Linked DNA regions of Mus musculus: region 1 is linked to region 2. The links are chromatin loops, found by intact Hi-C in ENCODE. Cell type or tissue: left cerebral cortex. All regions are shown on one strand. Links, peaks and the distances in the headings refer to the core of each region. The heading gives the core; the rest is flanking DNA. Region 1 holds the start of Ddb2 (damage specific DNA binding protein 2). Region 2 holds the start of Madd (MAP-kinase activating death domain).

The links. Hi-C counts contacts between places; a loop is a spot of excess contacts. Peaks named below come from ENCODE experiments on the same cell type or tissue, not always from the same donor. Only the 100,000 strongest peaks of a DNase experiment are listed, where the experiment ranks them.
Region 1: a loop joins it to region 2, with 3 times the contacts of the local background. A loop is called at or near these places in 3 of 42 quality-filtered maps.

What each region holds. Positions count from the first base shown.
Region 1 is chr2:91,234,460-91,239,829 of GRCm38, reverse strand. It overlaps Ddb2 (damage specific DNA binding protein 2), which reads left to right and starts at 2,764. Exons shown (of 10, transcript NM_028119.5): 1 at 2,764-3,140; 2 at 4,879-5,015. The coding sequence starts at 3,014. It overlaps A330069E16Rik (RIKEN cDNA A330069E16 gene), which reads right to left and starts at 2,684. Exons shown (of 2, transcript NR_015464.1): 1 at 2,429-2,684; 2 at 1,473-2,108. In left cerebral cortex, for the core only: CTCF peaks have their summits at 2,234 (motif pointing right) and 4,214 (motif pointing right); DNase peaks (open chromatin) are centred at 2,013, 2,265 and 2,698; H3K4me3 peaks cover 1,620 bases; H3K27ac peaks cover 1,160 bases.
Region 2 is chr2:91,177,956-91,183,325 of GRCm38, reverse strand. It overlaps Madd (MAP-kinase activating death domain), which reads left to right and starts at 4,005. Exons shown (of 35, transcript NM_001177720.1): 1 at 4,005-4,147; 2 at 4,830-5,370. The coding sequence starts at 4,089. In left cerebral cortex, for the core only: no CTCF peak of the experiment used is centred there; DNase peaks (open chromatin) are centred at 2,117, 2,416, 3,007, 3,298 and 3 more places; H3K4me3 peaks cover 3,282 bases; H3K27ac peaks cover 2,453 bases.

The DNA of each region.
Region 1 (5,370 bases), core at 278-5,277, 56 kb before region 2:
AATAGGTATAATCCTATGAAACATACTACTCTCAAATATACTACTTTGGTATGATTGTTAATTTGGGGCTGAGGGTACTTTAAAAAACAGTAAGAAAGCTTCTAATCACACACACACACACACACACACACACACACACCACACACACCACACACACACACACCACACACACACACACACCACACACACACACCACACACACATACACACACACCACACACACACACCACACACACCACACACACACACACACACACACTCACTCATCTAAAACCAAACGACAATATTTCTTACGAAAAATATCGCTCCTTGAACCAAAAGCTGGCATTCTCTTTGGTTTGCTTGTTGTTATGTTTGCTTTTGGGTTTTACTATTATTTACTTGTTTGCTTGGTTTGAGACAGGGACGCACTGTGTAGCTTAAACTGGTCTGGAACTCACAGTGCTGCCCAGGCTAGACTCAGACTCAAAACATTTTTCTGTTTTAACTTGGGTGGGATTGCAAGTATAAGCCACCACGTCTGATTAAGAGAATACCAGTATAGACAGTGGTGTCTCACACCTTTGATCCCAGCACTCAGGAGGCAGAGGCAGGTGGATCTCTGTGGAGGCCAGCCTGACTACAGACTGAGTTCTAGACCACCCAGGGCTATTGGTGATATGCTCTCTCAAGCAACAACAAAAAAGACACATGAAGCACACCAAAACAAAGTGTAAAAATAAAATAGATGACCATTCTGATCATTACAGGCTAACAAAACCCCGAAGTGGACCTATACAAACTCAAGTGATTTATTTTCCCTCATAATCTTCCTAGTTAATATCTTACAACTTTTTTAGGATTCTTTTTTGTTGTTGTTGTTGTTGTTTTGTTTGTTTGTTTTTCGAGACAGGGTTTCTCTGTGTAGCCCTGGCTGTCCTGGAACTCACTCTGTAGACCAGGCTGGCCTTGAACTCAGAAATCCGCCTGCCTCTGCCTCCCAAGTGCTGAGATTAAAGGCATGCGCCACCACTGCTGGGTTTACTTATTTCTTTGTTTTGTTTTCCCAGGGTTTCTCTGCAGCCTTGGCTATTTATTTACTTATTTAGGTTTTCCAGACAGTGTTTCTCTGTAGCCTTTGCTGTCCTGGAACTAGCGCTGCAGACTAGACCTACTTCTGCCTCCTAAGTGCTGGAATTAAAGGCATATTCCACCACTGACCAGCTTGTAATTTTTTTTTTTTTACTTATGTGTATACATGTTTCTTTATGTGCTTATGTGTATATATGGCTGCATCTGCCTGCAGAGTCCAGAAAAGGGTGTCTGGTCTTCTGGAGCTGGAGTTACATATAGGTATTTGTGAGCCACCTGCCTGGGTACTGGGAACAGAATTCAGGTCCTCTGAAAAAGCAGCAAGCTCTCTTAGCCATTAAACCATCTCTCCAGCCACTAAGCTACAATTCTTAATTTAAGCACATCTTAGGACATCCCCATTATTGGTGCTGGGTTCAGCTTTTTATTTTCTTCTAGAGCATCATTTTAATTTAAAATAAAATTAAACTACATTAAAACATATAAATTTTACATATGTTTATGTAAGTATCATCTTCATAAGGAATACATTACTTTTGACACACACATATTGTATTCTTTAAATTGGGTTAGGCACATCTTCTCAGATATCGTTTGTGGTGAAAACATTCAAAACCTTTCTACCTTTAGAAAATATACAGCAAACCCATTGTCTGCTGTCACCTTGCTGTGCAATAGCATGCCAGATTTTCTCACTCTTTTTCTTTTTTAAAGATTTATTTATTATTATAAATAATTACACTGTAGCTGTCTTCAGACACTCCAGAAGAGGGAGTCAGATCTCATTACAGATGGTTGTGAGCCACCATGTCGTTGCTGAGATGTGAACTCAGGACCTTTGGAAAAGCAGTCAGTGCTCTTAACCGCTGAGCCATCGCTCCAGCCCCAGATTTTCTCACTCTTATCTGATCCTTACAAGATATCAGTGTAGTCCAGGCAAACTCTTCATGCCTCAGCCTCCTCAGTGTTGGGAATTACACAGAGCCTGCCACCATAGATACAGCTCTTTTCTATAGTATGAGGTAAAATACATTCATCTGTAAAGCGAGAGGAAAGAATCAAATGCTAAGGCTGTGATTGGGTAATCAGAGGCACTTTTTTTTTTTTTTTAAGATTTATTTATTTAATACACTGTCATTTCAGAAACACCAGAAGAGGGCATCAGATCCCAATACAGATGGTTGTGAGCCACCTTGTGGTTGCTGGGAATTGAACTCAGGACCTCTGGAAGAGCAGTCAGTGCTCTTAACCACTGAGCCATCTCTCCAGCCCTAGAGACACCTATTATTAATGGGGGAAATGAGAAATATTTAGCCACACTTGAATCTTTGCTCTTTTTAAGACATAAACTACCTACTTTTATCTGTCTCTGTCTCTCTCTCTCTCTCTTTGTTGTTCTTCGAGACAGGGTTTCTCTGCGTAGGTCACCGGATTGCTGGAACGTGTACACCAGGCTGGCCTGAAACGCCGCCTGGCTCCGCCTCCAGCATGCAGGGTTTACGGCCAGCGCTCCCTCCTCAGGTTCAAATAATCGGCTTTCTTCAGATCCAGCACAAGCCAAGGCCCAGCTCCTAGGGAGTTAAAATAAAAAACCCTCCCTGTGAGCTGCACACGTTACTCCGGAAGAGGAGGAGCGGCCGGGGGCGGGCCGTGCCCGAGGGGTTGGGGCAGTCCGGGGCAGTTCCGGGGGCAAGACAGCCCCCTACTGTGGCAATCCCGAGGGGGCGGGGCAGTTCCAAGGGGCGGGACAGCCCTGAGGGGACGGGGCGGGGCTAAAAGTAAAGCAGCCCGGAGGAGCGTTTGGCGCGAAGGTGTCTTAGCTGCGCTACCTGCGACGGCGCTGCCTCATACGTAGTCCCTTCCTGTTTTCTCCACGGAGGCTTTTCCACTCCTTGCTTCGTTATTTTGCCACAGAGCTTGATATCTCTTCACCGAGTACGTCATGGCTCCCAAGAAATGCCCAGAAACCCAGAAGTCCCCCGACGTTGCGGTGCTCCTCAGGAGCAAAAGTCGCAGAGGTCCTCAGGAGCTGGAGCCCGAAGCCAAGAAGCTGCGTGTGCAGGGTCCCGGTACGGCCTGTGCTGCTGCCTTAGCTTTCCGGGGGTTCAGGGTGCTCGCGCCAGAGGCTGAAGCTGGGGTGGTGGGTGCTTGTGCCTGGGCTTCTGAAGCAGTTCTTGGCTTCTGTCGCCTCAGGCTGTGATTTTATTTGGGAGATCGAGGGTTCGAACCCAGGCCTCCAGTTCTCTCAGCAAGTGGGCTGCCACTGAGCCACACGCTGCCGACTGGTTTTATTGGCCAGTTCATTGACAGCAGAGAGTTTTAAGTTGAACAGCCCCCCCACCTCTACCCCAGGTGACAGAAAGAGTCAGATGAGTGCCATCACCGTAAAAGCCACAGTCCCCACTTTCCTTGTTCCAGAAGTTTTACACATCTACTGTTTCAAAGTAATCCTCCCTTTCATAGCCTCTCGGTTATGTTAGCTCTGAGAGTCTGAAATTCCCTCCCTCCTTTCTTCAGAAAGCGCATTCTCAGAGGTTTACCAGGACTTGAACCTGGGGCTATAAGGAATGTGATAAATTGATAAGAGTGGTTTTAGCCATGAAAAGAAAGGAAAGTTGTCAAGAGAAAAAAAGGACTTATAGATTGGGTCCACCAGAAGGGCTTGGTAATTCAGAGTTGTTTTATTTATTTGTTTGTTTGTTTATTTATTTATTTATTTATTTAGTTTTTCGAGACAGGGTTTTTCTGTGTAGCCCTGGCTGTCCTCAGAACTCAGAAATCCGCCTGCCTCTGTCTCCCAAGTGCTGGGAATAAAGGCGTGTGCCACCATTCCCGGCTTATTTTTATTATACTCTGATTTACCTCTCTTCCTTGAAGCCACCTAATCAATTTGGAACTTTTCTAAACCTTACTGCATTCTTCTGGTTTCCACTCAAGTAATGGTTGCTCATGACATTATTTAGTATTTCTTTAAATACAGAGTCTTGCTCTATAGCCCAGGCTGGCCTCCAATCCAAGTATGCTGCAGCTTCTGAGTGCTAGGATTACAGTTATACACCACTGTATTTGGATAGCTCTTATTTTATTTTTTTAAGATTTATTTTATTTAATGTATGAGTCCACTGTAGCTGTCTTCAGATACACCAGAAGAGGGCATCGGATCCCATTTCCGATGGTTGTGAGCCACCATGTAGTTGCTGGAAATTGAACTCAGGACCTCTGGAAGAGCAGTTAGTGCTCTTAACCACAGCTGAGCCATCTCACCAGCCCTGATGTTATTTTGTGATCTTTAAGATTGTCCCTCAAAAAAAAAAAAAAAAAAAAAAAACAAACGGGCGTGGTGGCACACGCCTTTAATCCCAGCACTCGGGAGGCAGAGGCAGGCGAATTTCTGAGTTCGAGGCCAGCCTGGTCTACAAAGTGAGTTCCAGGACAGCCAGGGCTACACAGAGAAACCCTATCTTGAAAAATAAAAACAAACAAACAACCAAAAACAACAACAACAACAAAAAAGATTGTCCCTCAACTCCTACTTATTTGTGATCCCACACAAGAAAAGTCTTCAGTGTCCACAATTGTGTATCTCTCTGGCAAAGCTCTAAGGAACCCTGTGAGGTTATATTTAGTTTCACTTCAGAATTTCTGTTTGGAGGAGTGTTTTGGAAAAGGGTTTTTTATTTCTCTCTTGGGTTGAGTGAGACTCAACTGCAGAGAAAGGCTTTTAAGGAGATGATGAGACAAAGGGTTTTCAGGGGGAACCTTTCCTGAGATTTGGGAGAGGAAAATGTTTGTATTCTTCTTTGGTAGTTTCTAGCAGGACATGTGAGTCGTGCTGCCTTCTGGCAGAGTTGTCCAGCCTGCAGATCCCTTCACGGAGTAGCAGCATTGTCAGGGATCTTTACCAGCATAAGTTGGGCAAAGCCACCTGGTCATCACTACAGCAGGTGAGATGTTTCCTGTCTGACGTGCTCAAAGGTCACATAGCTTTTCAACTATTGCTCTTTCTCACTAGATGATAAATTGGTTCAGGATCATCAGGTCACCCCCAGGTATGATGATTGACCTACTGTACACTGAGTCAAAGAGAAAAGGTTTTACTCTGTAGACTTCTAGCCACAACATGCGTTCTCCCTCTTGCTTTCCAGGATTAGTTCACTTACATTGCAGATAGTTGATGCACAAGGCCAGTGAAGACTTATTGCCTGTATATAAAGGGGCCAGACATTGACAGTTTATCCAGGACTTGCGTTTAATTTTTATTTATGTTTTGAGACACAATCTCACTGTGTAGCCTTAGCT
Region 2 (5,370 bases), core at 152-5,151:
AGGTTCCACCGACAGACAAGTTGGCCTTCCTGCCTGGGCGGCTGGGCACATCCAAACAGCGTGCAGGGGGAGCCATGGGAGGTTAGGCTAAACTGTCAGAAAGTCTTAGGGGCAGTTTATCTTGACAAGCACTTTCATATTGATCACCATTTTCATCAAGAAGGACTCTATAACCAAGTCGAATTAAAAGCTATCTGAGCAACCAAAACAAAATGCGTTCCTGTGAGTCCTCCCCTTGACACCTACCTGGACTGGGCTGGCCCGGTGCTTCCCATCCCGTCCCCACTCCCACGACGAAAGGTGTGAGCGTCGCCGGGCTCCGCTCGGTGCAGCCCCGTCCCCCGCGCGGCGAATGGTACGGCCCCAGCCCCCTCCGCCGCCTCCTCCTCCCGCCTCGGGGCTGAGTGGTACGCGCCCCCCGGTGCAGACGCGGAACTGGCGCCCGCTCGCCGCGGCGCCCGGCTAGGAAGCGAGGAGCGCCCCGCCGCCGGCCGGGAGACGTCGGGTGGGCCTGGCAGCCTCCTCCGAGAGTAGGTAGCTGAGCGCCCGCGGTCGGGAGCCCCGTGTGGGGCTTTGAGGGGGAACGCGGAGCCTGAGAGGAAAAGCGGCTCCGGGAGGAGAGGGTCTCTGAGGCGGCCCTGGAGGAGCGAGCGAGCGCGAGGGGGCGTGGAGCCTGCTGAGAAAGTGAGGCGGGGGTCGGGCGGGGAGCCCGTGCGGCTGCGGGGCTGTGGGCCCGCGGGGCGGCTTCCCGGGTGGGGACGAGGAGCTGTCCAGCAGGTGAGGGGGCGGCCAGAGCTGTCCAGCCCCGGGCCCGAGGAAGGCACCGGCGCCTGGCGTGTGTGCGCGTGCGTGCGCACGCCTTATTTTTTTTTATTTTTTTTTTGACTAGCGTTTGGAGAACCACGTTTGGTTCTTTAAAATAGACATATATGTATTTACATTTCATCCTTCAGTATTGGCCTGCTGAAGACTAGGCACACCATCTCATCACTGGCTGCAACTGCTCCCTTTTCCAATCTCCCGCAGCTTAGTGTTTCGTGCTCACTCCTCCTTCCCCAGTCCTGACCATCGCTGGCTTCATTGCTCCAGTTCTTCCCCCATGCTGGACCAGTCTGCTGATGAGCTTGCAAGGTCACTGTCTGGGGAGGAGGAGGAAGGAGAGGAAGCCTCCGGTTGTGCTCACGTCAGCAAAGATGTCATACCGTCCTTGGGTCGGGTTCTTGTGGTTTTTACTATGAGATCCTGCCCCAAATGAGGGGCGGAATCCACAGGGTTGGTAGTATGGCCATTGTAGGCTGAAAATGCAGAGATTACCTAAAAGTCCGTGGTCTCTAGACGTGAGTGGTGATGTAGGATTATAGCAGAAAGGTGTGCATTTAGAGATTTGGACTACGATGGGACAAGAGCTCGGGGCTTTACATTAGTAAATAAGATTGAGGCAGGAGGTAGAGTCTGGGCCCTCTTGGTTGTGAAGACTGAATGAGTTAGAGGTGGTGGTAGAGGATTTAGAGTCTGTGGGGAAGGCAGAGAAGGACAGTGGTGATTATCTTTGTCGCCTGAGTATCTGAAGTCACTGGCTATTGATGGGATACGAATTGAGCCTAAAAATACATTCTGCCACTGCTAGCTAGGATAGTCCCAAGGTCTCGGGTTCTTGCAGCTCTGAAAGGAGAACTGTAGAATATGGCAATTGACTTGAATTTGGAGAGGGGCTTCATCTCGCTAACACTAGAGAGGTCCCTATAATTAATTTACTATTAAGAGAAAGCTTCAGCTCCCCTCTCTCAACCTCTCTCTCTCAACCCCCCCCCTCTCTCTCTCTCTCTCTCTCTCAATCTCTCTCTCTCTGTCTCTGTCTCTCTGAGATTTTAGTCAGGATGATGCTTCTGGTTTTCAATGTAAACCTGTTTTAAAGATCCAGCCTCTGGTCCTACAAATTCTGTTTTATGGTAAGGTGCTTTAATACAGAGGTGAATCTGGCTTGCTTATAGGTAGATATGTCCGTATAGAACCCAGTATGGCTTTTGCCTGTGTCCTATTTCATAGCTTCATTTCTCTTAGGAGGAAGGGAGCCCAGCTCTATAAGGGAGCTCCACTTTTGCAATATGTTCATGCAATATGTTCATGTAGTTGGGAGAACAAGAGGATTGTTTAGGATTATTAAGAGTGATGAACCCCAGAAATGACTGAATGTGTGGCATGCTCAGGAACTTGATGGTGAAGAACTATTTCTATTAAAAGCTGAACGTGGGATTAAAAAAAAAAAAAAAAACACGGACAGAAGCGGAGATAACCTGATTCTTAGTAGGTGCTGTCTTTGGAATCAGCATCTCCAGGGCTAGGGGGAATGAGATGCTATAGGCCATGGCTGGGTTTGGAGTAGCAGCTGCTAGCATGGTTTGGTCACCAAGCAGGGGAGGGGCTATGACTCTGCTATAAATAGTTCTGGGAGCCAGAGTCGCTATGGAGACAAAACTGAATCCTATTACCTATGGGTCCTCTATTGGGAGCAAGGGGGAAAGAGGGAACTGTGTTTTAAGGACACCAGAGGTACTGTAACTAGGTCTTGTTTGTGGGTCGAGGAGGAAACAAAATAAAAGAACTAATTATCTAAAGCAAGTAGTACCCACAACACAGGCACTATCTATGTCTGTAGTATGGGAGTCAAATGAAGTGCATGTTTACGTGTGTGGTGTGTGTGTGTGTGTGTGTGTGTGCATGTGTGTGTACAGTGAACAAAGTCTCAGGCCATAGAAGCAAAATCTTGGAGCCCTGGAAATGCCCTATACAGGAGTGAAACATTTTATTTAGAAGTCTATGAAAATCTAATAAAAATATAGATTCTTTGGAAAGTATAATTGTTATCGCCTCGCAGCCTTTTGGCTAAGATCAAGTGTGAAAGATATAATTGTTTCTTTTATGCACGCGTGTGCCTGAGCATGCATGTGTGCACTCTGTCAGTGTAGCACTGAGAAGAGCCACAGTTTACCGGGAACTAGCATCACAGGCCGTGATGAGCCACCCAGTGCCAGTATTCAGAGCTGAACCTAGGCTTTCTGGAAGAGTCATGAGTGCTTGTAACTGCTGGGCCATTTCTCTGGCCCCCAGGAAATAATTGATTTCGAATACATTTAGAAATTCCTTTAGACACTTCCCCTAAATTTGTAGAAACCCTGGTATTTTCCGTCCCTAATTCACAATCCCTACAAGATAGAGAAAGACCAGGCCTCCTGGGAATGCATTGTATTACTGACTCTGATCCAGAGACCCGAATAGTCGAGAGCTGTGGTTCAGCACCAAGGGCAGAGGAGGCAGCAGTAGCTGCTTGGCCCCCTTTCTATCTTGAAGTGGGAAAACTGGTTAGAGATGAGACAGTTGGGACATGGACTTTTCCATGTGAGATCACATGAACAGTATGCAGCTGTTGTTACTGTCTGAGTGCAATTAACTGGAAAGTCTGTGTGATAGTTACCCATCAGGCTGAATGCTACTCAATGAGACAGAATAATCAAGTTTCCATGTAGACGTAAAAGCCCAGGTTAGTGCTGTATAAAGAATCTGCTTTTATCTTGATTCCCCCCCCCCCCGCCCCGGAGTAGCCCTGAAAGTAATTTTTTGTTGTTGTTATAATTCTTCACTCTAGATTAGACTGAAACAGAGTCTCAGAAACTCGGCTGGAGATGAGCTAGCTATAGTCTGAGCTGTTATTTTTTCAGCTCCTCGTCTCCTTTTTGGGTGCTGAGGATTGGAACTAGGGCCCCATCCATTCTAGATAAGTCCTTGATCACTAAGCGATAGCCTCAACCCTATTCCGTTTGAAATTTGACTCTGGAAGCTCATAAACGTGGACAGCCAGCAGGGAAAGCAAGCGTCAGATTCTATCGTGAGTTCAGAAGTGGAAGCCTCTGACCTCCGCCCCTTGCTGAGATGAACCTGAGAAGGGTGAGTCCCTTAGGCGTAGCACTGGGTATTTATCAGTACTTTTCCCCCTATTGGATTTTCAGATTATATCAGAATTCCTCCTGGGAATGCTGGCTTCTTGCTCAGTGCCCTGAAGTTTCTCTGCAATGAACTGACAAATCGGAACCATGGTGCAAAAGAAGTTCTGCCCTCGGTTACTTGACTATCTCGTGATCGTAGGGGCGAGGTAACCAAGAAGACCAATAACTGTCTTGTTCTCTGTGGCAGCCACAATGTCTTGTTACTCCCAGACCTTATTTCCATGTTGCTTTGAATATCTTATTCTGTCCTATTGCTTTATGTTCTTGTTACATGTTTTGTGTTCCACTTTATGTATGCTATCTCTCATAAATAAATACATGCTGCCGGGCGTGGTGGCTCACGCCTTTAATCCCAGCACTCAGGAGGCAGAGGCAGGCAGATTTCTGAGTTTGAGGCCAGCCTGGTCTAAAGAGTGAGTTCCAGGACAGCCAGGGCTACACAGAGAAACCCTGTCTTGAAAAACCAAAATAAATAAATAAATAAACAAACAAATGCTGTTATTTTAACTCATACTTTATGGGTTTCGAGCAAATATATTCTTTATAGCCCGTTTTCATAGTCTGTCAAAAGGGGAAAGCACTCTGTACTTCTCTGTCTACCTAGATTCCTAAGGTAATCTTTTAGCTAAGGTGCTGATCATCTTGAGGTGCTAGTGATGATTTTCTTGTTGAAACTTTCAGGATAGTGTCTTCATGACAGTGTGGACTTCAGTCTGTCAGTTAAACTCTTTCCTAAAGTGCCTTTGAGCTTCATCTGTTGATTGTGGTTCAAGTGTGATAGCATGTTCCATGCTGTTGGGTTGCTGAGTGTGCCTTTATGTCCTTCAGGCACCCAAGCAGTGACAGTGTGGCTCAGACTCCTGAGCTGCTGCGGAGGTACCCACTAGAGGATCACCCAGAGTTCCCCCTGCCCCCAGATGTGGTGTTCTTCTGCCAGCCAGAAGGATGTCTGAGTGTGCGGCAGCGGCGGATGAGCCTTCGGGACGATACCTCTTTTGTCTTCACCCTAACCGATAAGGACACCGGAGTCACCCGCTATGGCATCTGTGTCAACTTCTACCGTTCCTTCCAAAAGCGAATGCCAAAGGAAAAGGTGGAAGGCGGAGCAGGACCCCGTGGGAAGGAAGGCGCTCACACCTCTGGTGCCTCAGAAGAGGCTGCCGCTGGGAGCTCAGAGAGTGGCTCAACCTTGCAGCCGCCTAGTGCTGACTCCACTCCTGACGTAAACCAGTCTCCTCGGGGCAAACGTAGGGCAAAAGCGGGCAGCCGCTCCCGCAACAGTACCCTGACATCCCTGTGTGTGCTTAGCCACTACCCTTTCTTCTCTACCTTCAGAGAGTGTCTGTATACTCTCAAACGTTTGGTAGAC